Regions from separate parts of the Mus musculus genome. Here region 2 is linked to region 1. A link is a loop called in an ENCODE intact Hi-C map of the cell type or tissue named here. Cell type or tissue: left cerebral cortex. All regions are shown on one strand. Each heading gives the region's core, and the rest is flanking DNA. Links, peaks and the distances in the headings are about the cores only.

Region 1 (8,340 bases), core at 64-8,063:
AGTGCCAGGCTATGCAGTTTAGGCTGTCCTGCAACTTACAATGTAACTTGGGCTGGTGTTCTAAAGCCTCAGTCTTGATGTCACTCCTTGCTAAATGCCAAGACTTAGGATGTTTGACATCACAGCAAGTTTGGACTTTATTTCAAATGAATCAATGAAGATTTAGATGCTGTTTTGACAGATTTCAGCCTCATGACATAGCCAGGCTGCAGAACTTGGGAGCCAGTTGTCAGGCCTGGTATCTCTATTAATTCTCTCCTTGCTTGCTTTCTTAAGACTTGGGCTATAGGCCTTCCATATGACCCAGCCATACCACTCTGTTCAGTTACTCACCCAAAAGAATTTAAGTCAGTATATCACACAGATACTTGCACATCAAGTTTTTTTTTTCAGCACTGTTCACAATAACTACGATGTGGGGACCAGCCTAGGTATCCATGAACAGAGATGTGGATACAGAAATTGGGAACGATCTATCTATCTATCTATCTATCTATCTATCTATCTATCTATCATCTGTCTGTCTGTCTATCTATCTATCTATCCATACATGTAGATATATGTGTGTAGATTATTTTCCATAAAGAAAAATATTTATGTTAATTGCCAGAATGTGAGTGCACTTTAAAAACAGGATTCCTAAAGTTTGTTTTTAATTATTATACAAAACATTAGGTTTCATTATGGATTTTTGAACAAAAGTTGCTTTTGTTGATTCTTCTCCCTAGCTCTTCTCCCCATCCCCCATCTCCCATCCCCCATCCCCCATCTTCTCTTGTATCTTTCCACCCTCAGTACCTCCTTTCTCCTTTCATGTCACAAGCATCCTGTTGCCCTGACATCCCCACTTGTTCACCTCCTCTTTTTCCCCTGTCCTGATCTCAGTTCTAATCCTGTAGTTTATAGCCACACTCACATGTACTCCTGTGTACACAGATCACTGTCACAAGGCAGTATCCACATACAGGAATAACAGGAGATAAGCCAGGCTCAGAAAGACTCATATTTTTTGCTTTTGTGAAGTTTCTAGATTTTAAATAGGTTTGTACAAATCATGGATGTATATGTAACATGAAAGTACAAATGAAGCTATAGAGGACAAAGGGGATTAATCCACTGAGGTGAGAAAGAATAGTATACACAGCATACAATATATACATTTATTTTATTTTTTTGATATATACATTTATGAAAAAATAAATAAAAAAGAAAATTTAAAAACAAAATGGCCTCTGAAAACCATTAAACACTTGAGATCATGGGGCCATGCCAGCATGTATCTCCTTAAAGTCTTTTCATTCCCTAGGCCTTCCCTGCCTGAGAGCCATTACCTCTATGAATCTATTCAAATGTGAATTTTAAAATTATATATATACTTATTTATGTATCTGTATGCTGTGTGTATGTGCGCACATGCACCACAGCATTCATGCAGAAGTCAGAAGGCAACTTGAATGAGTCAGTTCTTTCCTTCTACCATGTAGATCTTGGGGATCAAATCCAGGTCCTCAGGCTTCTCCAGCTTCGTGAAAAAAACCTCCCTTTACCCCCTTAACCATCTCACTTTCCCTTCTTTCCATATTTATGGAGCTTTTTCGGCTTGTTGGTGCACATGCGTTTCTCTATGACACAAAAAGCGGCAGGTTGTGAAATTCCAAGCAACGTGTCAAGGAAAGAGATATTACGTGGAAAAGTGAAAGAGACAAGGACAAACCATCTCAAAATCTACCACATTGGCCTGTCAGCTGTTTCAGGCTGAAACTCCCAGAGGAACTGTAGCCACAGGAAGGTTCATTCAGCCGGCCTCTCCCCGGAGCAACAGGCCATAAAGATCCTTTCAACCATGAAGGCTGGGACAGAGCCCTGATGACCACAGGCTGGTGACTGGGCTGCCCTGAACCTGTGTAAACACCCTGAAGTAGCCCTTATCTCCCCCTAGGCTGACGGCCCCATATATCTCCTAGCGACGGCCTGGAGTTTACTCCCCCAGTCAGAGACCCATCTGTCTTGTCACGCCTTCTCAAACATATTGCTCTCTGTCTAAAATGTGTAGAGGTACCCTGCTTCTCACATCAGATGCTGATGAAAACCCCCATGGATGTATAAAATTAATGCAGGTTTATTGTTTTTCTTCTCATACTTAGCTCTTGTATTAGTTGGGTCTCTCAATTGGACAAATCAACTAAGTTAAGAGAAGACACACTGTCTTTCTGTTACTCTGTCTCTCTGCCTCTCCTTCTCTGTCTGTCTGTTTGACACATACACACAAACAGATACACACAAACACGCACACATACACACACATACACACACACATCAGTGATGCAGATGTGTTCTGTGGACATATATTTTCCCAACTTGATGAACTAAGGACTTTAGTGGGTTGACTTACAGACGCATGAGTTGGGGGTTATTTGCAGGAGGTTTGTATGACACTGTCCCCTAATAGCAGTATCAGCATGAAGTCTCACCCCAGCAATGGTGACAATTTTCCCATGGCTGCACAGACAATCATTACCTTTTCAGTTTCTTTGCTCTGTATACTCCTCCCAAGACACTCAGACCATGTGCATCTGGGGAAGAATGTCATGCCAGGGAAGTAGGGCTAGAAAGAGTGGCTGGTACCTCTCTGAGGAATCACTCAACAGGCCCCTGTGTTGTTGAAGGTCTCTTGTAATAGTCAAGGATACTCTAATTGAGATGGTAGAGTGAGGATTCCCATTAACATCTCTTAGTTGCAAGGAAGAGAAACCATTTCAGATAGGTTCATTAGCCAGGATAGCAAGATGGACTAAGCTCATCACAATGCTACGTTTTTTAAAAATATGGTCTCATAGCCCAGGCTGGCCTCAAAGTCACAATGTAGCCAAGGAATCTTAGAACTCCTGTTCTTCTTGCTTCTGCCTTCCCAGTGCTGGCATTTCAGACAAGCCCCACTCACTCCCATGTTCATGAGGTGCTGGGAAGTGAGCCCAGAGCTTCCTGGGCAAGCTCTCTACCAATGGACCCACATCTCTACCCTGTATTGTTCTCTACTTTTTTTCTCAGTTGAACTCAGCTAGGATCTCCTCAGCTCACAGCAGGGTGACCCCTGGGAGGTCCAGCTCCACAAGCTGTGATGGTTAGTGCTAACATGAAGAACTGTCTAGATCAGGTAGGCCTCTAGGCATGTCTGTGGATTGCCTTGAGTCTGTCATTGGCATGAGAACATTCCGTCTAACAGTAAGTGGGACCAGTCCTTGTGCTTGGGTCCTGGACTGTATAGGAGGGGAGAAAGTGAATACCAGCTAGCAGGCATTAACTCATCCCTCTTTGAATATCATGCGACCAGCTGTTTCAAGTTCCTGCTTCATTGGCTTCCTACTAGGATGGATTGTTGCCTGGAGTAGTGAGCTAAACTAAATGCTTTCTTTCCAAATTACTTTTGTCCGGGCATTTTATCATAGCAATAGAAACTAAAGTATAACATAACCTTTTTAGAATCCAGAGCAGACTGCTGCTCCCACCACAAACCCCAGAGAAGCCACACCCTTCTGGGAGATACTGACAGGTGTCTCTTGAGAGCATCCTCTGAGAAGCTAACAGATTTCCAGATGCCAGTGTCTCTAGCCACGGAAGTAAGTTTACATCAAAGAAGGTACAGGGTATTGACACATCCTGCTCCCCACTCTCTCTTTTAGCTCCTGATGGGGGAATCAGTGAGCATGGCTGTGAACCCCCAACCTGTTCTCAGGAAGGACCCTCAACTCCACCACAAGGGCCTGCTTTTCTCTTCAGAATTTCTACTATGTTGTGCCTTAATGGCACTAGGGACCAGAATCTCCTGTGTTCCCACCATACTGTTGTTTATCTGTCTGCCTGTGCCATTAATACCTCTCCCAACAAACTTCTTAGCCCATAACAATCATTGTCAGTGTCCCCTTGAGAACTTTCACGCCTCAGCAAGAAGCACAGGTCGGGCTCTGGTGACCTTGGCTGGATCATGTGTGTGAGCATCCCAATCCTAGATTCAGCTAAGGACTCAGCTCTGCTGAGCTTTAGGAAATGAGAGCCAGGGAAGAAACTACCTCAGAGGAAAGCCACTAAGCATTTGGCAGGAGAAGAGGACATATGGTGTGGGATCCATCGTAGCTATTCTAAGGAAGGCCTGCTGGGGTATTCAGATGGTGGGATCCTCCTATTCAGCCCCATCGCTGTGTTTTCCCTCTTCTCTCTGATATTTTTGGTGGCACGGCAAATATTTTCTGCCTGCCTCTTTCTATGAAACACTCAGCAAAAGTGGGAGGTGAGCCACAGCTTGTACTTATTTGGGCTTTCCAAACGCGTGGCACGGTTCTGTGTGCTTTGCATCAACTCTCCTACTTGGTCCTCGCCACCCATCCTGGAAGGCCTTTTACATATTTACTATCATGCTCATTTTTACCCAGGAAGACACTAAGGACCAGAAAGGGCTTATAACATGCCTTGGGCACACAGCTAGTTGCCTGTGGGGCTGGGATTGGGGGTGGGGGGAGGCGGGGTCACTGCATAGATTCCAACCTCAGCTAACACCTGCTGTATTGTGTCTCTGAAATTTGATTCATTTTGACAGCTTTCTCATGCAATCCATGATTACGAGGAGGGTAGTCATGTACCCTCCTCGTAAGTGGTGTCTCAAATGGCAGCCATTGTGCATTAAAATCATTTTTTTTCAGTACATGGACAATTTTTTCAGTACATGCTTCACAAAAATGTATGTCTTTCCCAATGTGTGATCATGTAGGACTCTACATGGTAAAATAAATGGCCCCAACAGATTTCACTGCAAGCCTCACCCTGCCGAGGAAGGTTTTTCAGTTAATACACATGGCCAATGCATGGAACAGCAGGGGCCCCTGCTTGGCTTGGAGGACTGAGGATGACAGAGTTCTCAAACCAGTTTCAGCAAGGGTGTGTGTTGGGGGGGAGAATTTCTTGGCTCCAGGAACTGGCTGTCAGGGAGGAGAGGGTGTAGCTGTCCTGGGGTGATGGAATGTAGCCAGCAGCTGTCTCTTCTCTATTTGAGCCTGTACACTGGCAGGGCACTGTCACGCAAAGCTTCCCCATAAGAGCATGGGGATAGATGATCACTCTCAGGTCATTTATCTGTGTGAGGAAGGCCAGCTTCCTTTGCACCTAGAAGAATAGCCTTAGCTGGCCTGCTGTGGGTCATGCACTCCCAAGCCATGGCTAGCCACACAGATTGTGTATTATACTAGGCCGATCTGTGGTGGGGATACAGGTAGAGAGATATGGTCCTGGCAAATCAGGAAGATGGCTAGTTTCTCTAAGGATTAGACAACATAAACGGAACACAAACATCAAGTGCCTTCTAAATGCTGATGCTTAGAGAGTCAAAAGCAGCCACAGAAGCGTCTCCTTCTATGAAGAGTAGTGAATGCAGACACTCACAACTGCCCAAGATGCAGAAAATAAGAGACCCGTCTCAGCCTTAGGTGGCTTCTACCCCCCTCTCTAAGGCTCAGTGAACAACTTCCAGGAGAGGGAGGAGGGGAGCACATCTGAACTGAGAGATAAGAATAAACTGTGAAATGCCATTCTCTGGATTCCACACAACCATTAACTCACAGCGACTGTGAATTCCTGCGCTCTACCCCCACAAGACCAGCTCTGTCAACCATCAGTCAGGGGAGGGGGAGGCCCTCCTTTTATGTCAAAACTACTGACTATTGATAGACTCTGGGATGGGAGTGGGGATCACCATCTTTGGTTGTGTCTCCTCTGCTGAACCTGCCAGACTCCCATAGCTTCAAACCTATAGTCTCACACGTGGCCCTGATTAATCTCAGTGGGTCACAAACAACATAAATAGATATGATGTGACAGATTTGTGGGGAGGGGACAGGGCAGATAGGTTTGATAGAAAGGTTGGGGTTACAAGTACTCAGCTTGCACTACATACATGTTCAAAAGTGCTTTATTTTCCTAACAGTAAACATCTACCTTCCGCATAAAGTCTTATTCTTGTGGGGTCTGGTAGGGGGAGGGGAGAGGGGATGAGGATCTCCTTCAAGGAACAGCTAAGGTTGTTGAGGCCCCAAGTGGAGCATAAGATTGCTAAAAAGGGTAATGGTGTGACTGAGTATTTTGTGAGGTTAGAAACGTACAGAAGTCTAAGGGTCAGAGACAGAGACATCAAACATGCATTCTACCTAGGGTATATAAGCTATAGTGATGGCTGTAAGACAGGGCTCCAGAGGAAGCCACAAAGAGCTATACATTTACCTTGAGCTTGACCCTGGGGGTCCTGGTACATTTTAGGTGGGTATACCAATATAAAGTGTTCACTTAAAAAAAACAATATCACATCTATTTTTTAATTTTGTGTATATTGTCTAGGTGCATGAGCATACAGGACACTAGTGAAAGTCAGAAGACAGCGCGTGGGAGTCAGTTCTCTCTTTCCACCAGGGCTTGAACTTTAGTCCTCAGGCTTGGCAGCAAGTGCCTTTACCTTCAGCCATCTCAATGGCTACCAGTATTTTAAAGACCCACAAAATTACCTTGTGCTTTGGAAGACAACCTCAACCTCTCCACCTTGGTGCTTTTCTTCCCAGCTCCTGTAACAGTCATTAGATCCTCAGAAGTCACTATAGGTGGTTTGGGGATGAGACATACACCCTAGTTTGGACCAAATAAAGAGTATTTCCTTGGATATGCTAGAGACAATTCCTGGAAGTGAATCAGAGCTAGAGATGGACAATGAGAGATTTCTGCTGAACTTTATGAGGAGTCCATATGCAGCTACATCTGTAGTAAACGGCCTCTGGGCTTATCAGTTGTATTTCAGTAATCTTGCTCTGTCTCTCTGTCTCTGTCTCTCTGTCTCTCTCTCTTAATCTCTGTGTCTTTGTGTCTCTGTGTTTGTCTCTCTTTGTTTTGGTGTGTTTTGTGTGTGTTTCTGCATATATGATTGTGTGTGTGTATGTGTGCATGTGTATGCGTATGTGTTTACTTTAGCAATTAAGAGTTTCCATGTCGTAGAGGAAATGGCTCCAGCGGATAGAAGTTAGGCTTGTGTTTTGGAAGTGCCTTTCCTGGGATTGAAGGAAGGGGGAGGGGAAGTTAAGAAAAGTAGCAGTGCGATGCAGAACTCGAGGTGGAGTGAACTACCCATGTAATGGGGGAGATGTGTCACTGTGAAAGGTTATAACATAGATGTGTTTAATTAGGAGACTCAGGGGATGGTGAGATGGCTCAGTGGGTAAAGATGCTTGCTGCCAAGACTGACAACTTGAATTCGGTCCCCAGGACCCACATGGCAGAAGAAGATAACTTGATTTCTGAGAGATGTCCTCTATCTACCACAATTTCACTGTGGTACACACTCTCACATACATACATACATACATACATACATACATACATACATACATACATGAAAGATTAGAAAACAGAAAAGAAGTTGGAGACACATATGAGTAGATATCTGTTTTCATAAAAGCATGGTCTCTGGATATGGAGAATGAAGAAGAGGGAGGGCCAGGGATGGCTTGAATGTTTCCTGTCTGAGAGGCTCAAGGGTCCAAGGCAAGGATTTTATTTGTAATGTCTATTTCATGTATCACTGAAAGAAAAATAAACTCTAATTGGATTAAACAAAACAAGAAGAATTATATCTGTTCAGTACAAGAGCTGCAAAAGATAATGTCAAGATGTGGTCTTTATGTTTCTATCTCTGGGAACTGTTAGCTTCTAATCTGGCCTAACTCTGTCCAAGAAGCAAAGATGGCTACTAGTGTCATTGAGAATGGGTGCTGCCAGCTAAATCATCCCTGAAAACAGTGACTCTATTACAATGTAATCCCACAAACGTTCCAGATCTTTTGATGAGTCAATTCTTGAGATGGTGACTGGCCAGGCCTGGAACAGACTACTTTCCTAGATTGGAAAATGACGTCATTTCCACCTAAACCGTAGGGCTTGAGAGTAGAGGTGATCTGACTCCCCAAGTAAAATATAAAATATTAGGATAGGGGTGGGAAGAAGCAACCATTAGAGAAGGTCGATTCATTGATGACCTACATCAACATGTATAAATTCATTTTGAGAATAATGTGGGGGTACTGTCTTGTGTTGCTTTTCTGACATGGTCTTTCACTATGTAATACATGGTGGCCTCAAAACCATGATACTCCTACATGGACTTATTTAATAATGGGGTTATGTGTATGTACCACCATGCATAGCTTGAGGAGTGAATTTTATAGGAAACCTACAAGATTGTGTGAGGGTTGGTGAGAAGAGACTTCAGAGAGCTCAGCAGCACCCGGTATAGGCTGGTAACCAGGGCTTAGAAGC
Region 2 (8,340 bases), core at 155-8,154, 400 kb before region 1:
AATACATTTAAAAAAATATGTGGGCTGGAGAAATGGCTCAGCAGTTAAGAGCACTGGCTGCTCTTCCAGAGGTCCTGAGTTCAATCTCTAGCAACCACATGGTGGCTCACAACCATCTGTCATGGGATCTGATGCCCTCTTCTGGTGTGTGTGTAGACAGGGACAGTGTACTCATATAAATAAATAAATAAATCTTTTAAAAAATAATATGTACCTGCTGCCGGGCGTGGTGGCACACACCTTTAATTCCAGCACTTGGGAGGCAGAGGCAGGCGGATCTCTTGAGTTAGAGGCTAGTCTAGTCTACAGAGTGAGTTTCAGGACAGCCAGGGCTAAACAGAGAAACCCTGATTCAAAAAATGAAACAAAAATGTATATGTGACTATATGGAGGTATGTTCATTGAGTGTAGTTGCATGCACAACAGGGTCTTAAATCTCCTGGGGCTGCAGTTACAGGTGTTGCTGAGCTGCCAGGGGCTGTAAATTGAACCTAGGTCTTCAAGAACAGCATGTTCTCCCAAGCACTGAGACATCTCTTTACACTGATCTCCTAGCAGGCTATTTTCTCATTTATTACTGTGATGGCCCTTTAAAAACACCAAGCCAAGTTCTTGCCCTTCCTCCACTCCATAAGAAACAGTATAATTGCTGAGGGTTGACTGTTGACAGCTGGCCACCAGACTATTCCAGAGTTTTATGCAGTCTATCATAAGATAGATATCAAATGTGTTTGATTTTTTATTTTGTAGTTGCATCAAATTTAAGGAGCGGACTTAGGAATCCAAACAACCAAAACATGGCCTATTTTTGTGTCTTTTTTTTTTTTAATGCAGGAGCTTGCATTTCCAAACCATCTCTAATCTCCTTATTGGAACATGGGAAGGAGCCTTGGGAGGTGAAGGGTCAGGTGACAGGAAGCAGAGTACAAGGTGAGAAGTCAAGAAGCAGATTGAAAACCGTTTCTAGGGAATGGCTCTGCCATCTATCTTCAGAGGTCCTTACCTGGGCTGAGGCTGCCCAGAAACTCTTCCTAAGCCTTGCATCCCGGGTGTGAGCTGACGTTTCCTTGCTTGGCATGGATTCCTCCCTTCTACGTCCTGCTTGTGTCTTCTGCTTTCCTCTTGTCTCTGTAGTAAGTCATTGTATACAGAGGAGGATGTCCTGCTTCTGCTTCCATTGCTGGGATGAGGTGCCCTGACCAGAGTGGCCTTAAGGGGGACAATGTTTATTTCAGCTGCAGTTGCACATGGTAGTCCATCATTGTTGGGAATTCATATTGGCAGGACATTGAAACAGCTAGCCACAGAGCAGAGAGAGTGGAAGCATGCTTGCCTGCTATGAAGCTAGCTTTCTCTACTCATATACAATCCTGTTGTTTTAAAGACAAACATTCAATTTTACCAATGAAGACTCCAGCTGGATGCTGGGGTGACAGACAGTTTGCTAGCCCAGAGAGGCAGAGAAAACACCCAGCTGACCTTCCTATTCATTGATGCCCCAGAATGAAAAAGCCTCTTTCTCCTTCTCCATGTTGTCTTAAAAAATACCATTCTCGGGCTGGAGAGGTGGCTCAGTGGTTAAGAGCACTGGCTGCTTTTTCAGAGGTCCTGAGTTCAATTCCCAGCAACCACATGGTGGCTCACACCATCTGGAATGGGATCTAATGCCCTCTTCTGGTGTAGCTGGTGAAGACAGCTACAGTGTGCTCACATACATAAAATGAATAAATAAATCATTAAAAAAAATACCGTTCTCCTCATTGTCCCCTCCTTTCTGTTTACTTATGCTCACTCCCTGTTGGCTGGTTACTTGCTCCGCCTCCTGACTTAGGGTTGACTTTATTTAGCTCTTGGTTCAAAGGTGTGTGCTAGAGCTGAGTCACATTACAACAAGTTTTCCCAATTCACAATCTTGGAGTTCCCAATGTGATCAGATATTCTGCAACACTATCCAGGGCCCCAAAGCTGAGAATTCTGTGGCCTGTATTTAGGCTGGATCTTCCCACATCAATTCAGACAGTCAAGGTGATCCTCTGCAGACATGCTCAGGAGCCAATCTCAGCTCCATAGTCCTTTACTGAGACACCTGTTCCTAACCATCAGATAACAGCAAAACCCCATAATTTTTTTAAAGCAATCTTTTCTTAAGATCCATTCATTTATTTTATGTGTACGAGTGCTTGTTAGGTCTGCATGCATACCTGGTTGTGAGCCACTATGTGGTTGCTGGGAACTCAGAACCTCTGGAAGAGCAGACAATTGAGCCATCCCTCCAGCTTCTAAACCCCCATATTAAAAGGCCCGAAAAGTGATGCTCTTCCTATGTTGTTGAAAGTGAGAGAATGAAGAAAAACCCCTTACTATGAAACCTGAGTTGTGTGAGAAAGAGTTTGGTGTACTGAGACACAAACACATAAAGGTTTACTTAGGAGCACTGTTTTCTGATGATGAAATTCTATTCGCGCACTTGCCTTTAAATCCCAAGGGAAGTCATGAAGCATCGTGTGGTGTGTGTGCTTGCTGGGACTCTCTAGAGAGTTCCAAGAAGCAGTAGTAATGAAATATATTGGTAGTTAAACTAAGTGAGCTTAACTATATATACTAATTAATCAAAAGTAGGAAACAGGAGGCTGGAAAGCTACCTCAGTGGGTAAGACTTGGGTTCCATTCCCAGCACCCACATGGCAGCTCCCAACTGTCTGCCACTCCAGTTCCAGGAGAATCTTCTGGCCTCTGTAGGCACCAGGCATGTGCATGGTGCATAGACATACATGCAGACAAATCATCCACACATATTGAATGAGTAAATAAATAAATAAATAAATAAATATTTTTAAAGGTAGGAGACATTACAGAAGTGAATTTAATTTGTATTCTGGTCAAATCAGCATTATCATTACAAATGACTTCTAGGACCTCATCTTATTCTTCATTTACTTTGTCATTTCCCCATGTTGTTCTAGATCTCTTCCCTGATGCCATATTTGTTTCCATCGCATTTTAAAAGAGGAAGGGTTTTTGTTTCTGGCCCATGGTTTCAGAGGTTTACATCTATGGTCCACTGTCTCTGTTGCTTTTGGACTGGTGGCCATGAAGAAACATGGAGGAAGGGCATGGTGGAAGAAATCTATTTAGTCATGGCAGCCAGAAAGCAAATAGAAGCCTGCCCTTGCTACTGAATTTCCTCTTTCTTTTTCTTTTATTTCAATCTCCCAGTTCATTGGATAGTGACACTTCCAGGGAAAGTGTCACCTCCCTAGTTAATGGCTTTGGAAACAACCTCACGTCTACACCCATAGGTGTGCTTTGCACCTCTATGCAGTGAAGTTATCTAGTTTTTCATCCAATAGGGTCTAGATTATCACAAAGCTCTTATTCTCAGGGACATCCTTGCACATTTCCCAGTTGAAATACTTGTATGCAATTATATGGAGTTTATCAAATCGTTGAGGATTACTCCACTTGAAGTGCTGCTTTTGTTAGATGGCAGATGATAAAGAAGACTTTGTGTTTTACATTTTCAGGTGGTAAATCTGTACAGAAGACACACGAATTATCTCTCAGGCAGTTGGTGTTTGAGGATGTGGCAGTGGAGAACACTACAAGTCTTGGTTGTGAGTCTCTCACTTCTGGAAGGAAGCAGAAATGCAAAGACCTTCTGGATAGACAGATGAGTCAAGAAATATTTAACCTGAAAGAAACAGTCACTCACAAAGGAACCCACACTAAAGAAATAGGCTACAAACACACCGAATCCTTAAAATCTGCCCATCTGGATAGTGTAGAAGAGAATATTTATACTCACAAGTCAAATAAGAAAAGCTTCTCCAAAAATCCCAAGGTATGGAAATACAAGAAAATCTGGGCAGGGAAGACCATTTTTAAATGTAATGAATGTGAGAAAACCTTCACCCACAGCTCAGCTGTTACAGTTCACCAGAGAATTCACACGGGGGAGAAACCATATCAATGCACCGTCTGCGGAAAGGCCTTCAAGCAGAGCCACCACCTGGCTCAGCACCACACAACACACACCCACGAGAAACTCTTCCAGTGTGAGGAATGTAAGAAAGCCTTCAGCCAGAATTCATACCTCACTGTACACCGGAGAATTCACACCGGAGAAAAACCGTATAAATGTAAGGAGTGCGCAAAGTCCTTCAGGCAGCCTGCCCACCTGGCTCAGCACCACAGGATTCACACGGGTGAGAAACCTTACAAGTGTGAAATCTGTGGGAAAGCCTTTAACCACAGCATGTCACTCACTGGCCACCAAAGAGTACATTCTGGAGAGAAACCATATAAATGCAAGGACTGTGGGAAAGCTTTTCGGCAGAGTATACACCTTGTTGTTCACTCAAGAATTCATACTGGAGAAGAGCCCTATGAATGTAACGAATGTGGGAAGACCTTTAGGGAGAGTTCCCAGCTGACTATTCATCAGAGAAACCACACGGGAGAAAAACCTTTTGAATGTAAGCAGTGTGGTAAATTTTTCAATAGAAGTGCCTATCTTGCCAGACATCAGAAAATCCATACAGGAGAGAAACCTTATGAGTGTAATGAATGCGGCAAAACCTTCACACATGCTGCCTATCTTATAAGACACAAGAGGGTCCATACTGGAGAGAAGCCTTACAAATGTGCGGAATGTGGAAAGGCATTTGGTGATGGCTCCTCCCGTGCTCAGCATCAGAGACTTCACACTGGTCAGAGGCCCTATGTATGTGAGAAATGTGGAAGGGCCTTCAGAAGAAAGTCATCCCTTAATTGCCACCAAAGGTATCACACTGGAAAGAAACTGTAAAAATGTGTCCCCCATGGCAAACCCTTTAGCCGCCTACGAACCTGTAGCGTTCATCAGAGAATTTAGCTTTCAACCAGATTGTTCACTGTACTCTACATGGAAGATCTCACACAGGTCAAAGAGCTCTTAGGAATGTAAGGGATGGGGAGAAATCTTCAGTAAATGTTCCTAAACCACCCATCATTGGTGAGTTCTTGATGCAGTCATCTCAGGCATCCCTCCCTGTCCTCAGGTCCTGTGCATATACCTGCTAAGTATTTCCATTTAGGTTTGGCCCCTTAGCCTCCTGATCCAAAACACAATTGTTTTGCTTGGACTTTTTCAAATGTCTGTAATCCATCTTGTTTCCTTCAAGTTTATTACTCATTTATTTTACAGTCAGAAAATTTCTTTTTAAAAATATACATGTTATTTATGTAACTCTTCTAATACTCATTGTAAAATGTTTATTTAATGCACATAAAATGTTTAGCCACATGATTGACTGTATTAAGTTTGGATGGAGAACATCCCTTCAATGATTAGGAGACACATCAGCACAGAACACAGAGAGGCCACACACAGAGGCAAAGGAACATGAGGGGGTATCCCTGAGCCAATGCTTTATTGGGCCCAGGGTTACAGATTTCCTTTGTTGAGTCGCAACAAGCAGGCATGAGTTCTGGGAGGTCATCTCAGGTGTAGAAAGTGATCATTGCGACATATGTGCCCAGTCCATCTTCAGCAGTGCATTTAAAGGGAGCAGTGAAGGCAGGCAGCCCCCTTTGACGGGTTCTTGTTCTTGGCACCAGCTTGAGCCACTTGTGGATGGTGTGATACTAGGAAGTGTCAAAGGTGACTGACCTACACCTCCAGCCTGGGAAAGTTAAAACTTCAATGAAATAGATACCAAGAGAACATAAAATGAAAGGACTTCAATACACTGACCCATAGGGGTGCTTAGAAAATGTGTTAGACCAGAAAAATTATTTCTAAACCATGGCCTCTCAAATTTGGAACTTAGGTGATGACAACAATTTAGAAACTGAAAGTGTCTTCAGGTGGAACAATTAGTATGTGTAGTGTATTTAAGATGGAAGCTTTCTAATGATCCTAAAGGTTATGTTTTCTTATTGGTAAAGAAATTAAATCTGGTCTGGTACGTAGAATCTGTTTTAGGAAGTGCCTAGAAGTTAAAGACTGGAACAAAGAATTAGAATTTATTTGGGAAAAAATACACATGTGTATATATAGTCTAGGTCACAAAAGAAACATTCTTATATTTACTAACAAGCCCCCAGCAGGCCAGTCTAGCCGAAACAGGGAGCCCCAGGCTTACCATGAGATCCTATCTCAAAATGTAAGGTGGAGGGCGACAGACTCCCAACACCGACTAATGGTCTCCACACACACGCACATGGGCAATCAAGCCTACAAATGCATATATACAAATAAATAAATAAAAGTAAAATTTGAAAGGGTGATTGTGGCTGTGTTTGGAGGCACACACATCTCATTTCAGCACTCTGGAGGTAGAGACAGATGGGTCTCTGAGTTAGAGATCAGCCAGGTTTACAGAGTTCTAGGGCAGTCAGGGCTACATAGCGAGGCCTTGGATAAAAACAAACTGAAAGATCACATGCAAGATGAGTACACACTGCAGAAATAGGAAAACAGGGGACACAAACTTCCATTCTCGTTGTTCCAGAGGACTCTGGGTGGTTTTTGTAAAGTCCATCTCATGGTAGGTTCTGTTGGACTGTATGCCTGCCTTTCCTTGTTTATCCTAAGTTCATTCTCTTCCTCTACCCCCCACCCAATTTGTTATCAAATTGCCAGGGCTGGCGAGATGGCTCAGTGGTTAAGAGCGCTTGCTGGTTTTGCAGAGGACTTGGATTTGGGTCCCAGCACCCATATAGCAGCTCACAACTGTCTGTAACCCAACTTCCAGGGGATGCTCTTTTCTGGGCTCCACAAGAACTGTAGGCACGCAATGCACACAATACATGAAGACAAAACACTCATCCACATAAAATAAAAGCAAGTCTTTCAGGGGCTGGAGAGATGGCTCAGATGTTAAGAGCAGTCTGCTCTTCCCAAAATCCTGAGTTCAATTCCCAGCAACCATATGGTGGCTCACAACCATTTATCCTGGGATCTGATGCCCTCTTCTGGAAAGCGGATGTACATACAGATAGAGCATCATTTACATAAAATAATAAACCAACCTTTCAAAAAATCTTTGTGGTGACAATGCTGCAATATTGTTTTTGCTTAAGAATTTTTTAGTATAAAATTTCCTTCTGGTTATATGAGGTGTTTGTGAAGCATAAATGGTTTTATATTTAGATGTTGGTTTCTTTTCTAAAATATTTCATTACGGTATGCACATATTTACCACTCAGAAAAAAAAATAACACTTTTGTTCTCAAACATTTTATATAAAGAATATTCTGCTTGCTCAGCGGTAGTGACACACACTTTTAAAACCAGCCCTTCCAGAGGCAGAGGCAGGCAGATCTCCGAGTTCGAGGCCAGCCTGGTCTACAGAGTGAGTTCCAGAACATCCAGAGCCACACAACACTCTCTCAGATGATAACTGAATGACAAAAATAGGCAGCTCACAGTCCTAAATGGGACATTCTTGTATACCTTCTCAAGGGTCTGGGAACATCGTATTAGACGAAGGAGAAAGAATGTAAGAGTCTGAGAATGGCAAGGAGTGCTGTGGAATGGTTTTGGGCATGTTGTGCTCATGAACTCATAGAAACTGATTACCAGCACAAGATTGCTGGTAATTACCAGCGCCGATCAATATTATAGCCATTGATAGAGGAAGGGCGTACCCCTCCACACCTAGCTGAGGAGCTATAAGCAAATGATGGCAGCTGAGAGAGTGGGAGTCATTTTTCTTTGGGGATGTGGCCTCTGGTAGATTGTTCATGTCACACTCCACTGGTATACTGGTAGGCGGCACTAACAGGGCTATATTTAAAAAAAAAGTGTGGTGGGGTGGCAAAAGGAATGTGGAAGTATTGGGGATGGTTGGGAGAGGAGATGTGTTGGATATGATCAAGATACAGTATATATACATGTATGAAACCGACAAAGAATAAACTGCGCTCCCCTCACCTCACCCCGCTTCCCCGTTTCTCTGTGTAGCCCTGACTGTCCTGGAACTCGCTCTGCAGATCAGGTTGGTCTCGAATTCTGAGATCCGGCTGTCTCTTACTCCCGGGCACTGCGATTAAAGGCAAGAGTGAACATATTAAAGAGGCACCGCAGAAGAAAACCTGGGGAAACCTGCAGACCTAAAACTTGGTAGTACATACAGAGGGGCATTTTGAACACTAGGCACTAAAGTCGAGGTGGTCTAGTGGAGAGGTGAAGATTGCAATGGCAGCAACTGAATCCCAAACTGAAAAGTACATGCAACCAGAACCACTGTGGACTTGCCAAAAGCCCGCATTGCCCCAGCCCAATTCACAGCATCCTCCAACTCCCCTTCCTCCAAACAACCTCAAATCGCGCGCCACTAGCCCTGCCGCTGCACT

What was found. Peaks named below come from ENCODE experiments on the same cell type or tissue, not always from the same donor. Only the 100,000 strongest peaks of a DNase experiment are listed, where the experiment ranks them.
Region 2: a loop joins it to region 1, with 19 times the contacts of the local background. A loop is called at or near these places in 3 of 42 quality-filtered maps.

The regions. Positions count from the first base shown.
Region 1 is chr7:6,772,316-6,780,655 of GRCm38, forward strand. All of the region lies in intron 2 of Usp29 (ubiquitin specific peptidase 29), which reads left to right. Among named protein-coding and RNA genes, the nearest start is that of Mir3099, 27 kb to the right of the region's middle. In left cerebral cortex, for the core only: a CTCF peak has its summit at 4,185; a DNase peak (open chromatin) is centred at 4,191.
Region 2 is chr7:6,374,685-6,383,024 of GRCm38, forward strand. Zfp78 (zinc finger protein 78) reads left to right here. Exons shown (of 5, transcript NM_001025163.1): 4 at 835-930; 5 at 3,525-7,921. The coding sequence ends at 4,807. Among named protein-coding and RNA genes, the nearest start is that of Zfp28, 4.5 kb to the right of the region's middle. In left cerebral cortex, for the core only: a CTCF peak has its summit at 6,939 (motif pointing left); a DNase peak (open chromatin) is centred at 3,937; H3K4me3 peaks cover 192 bases.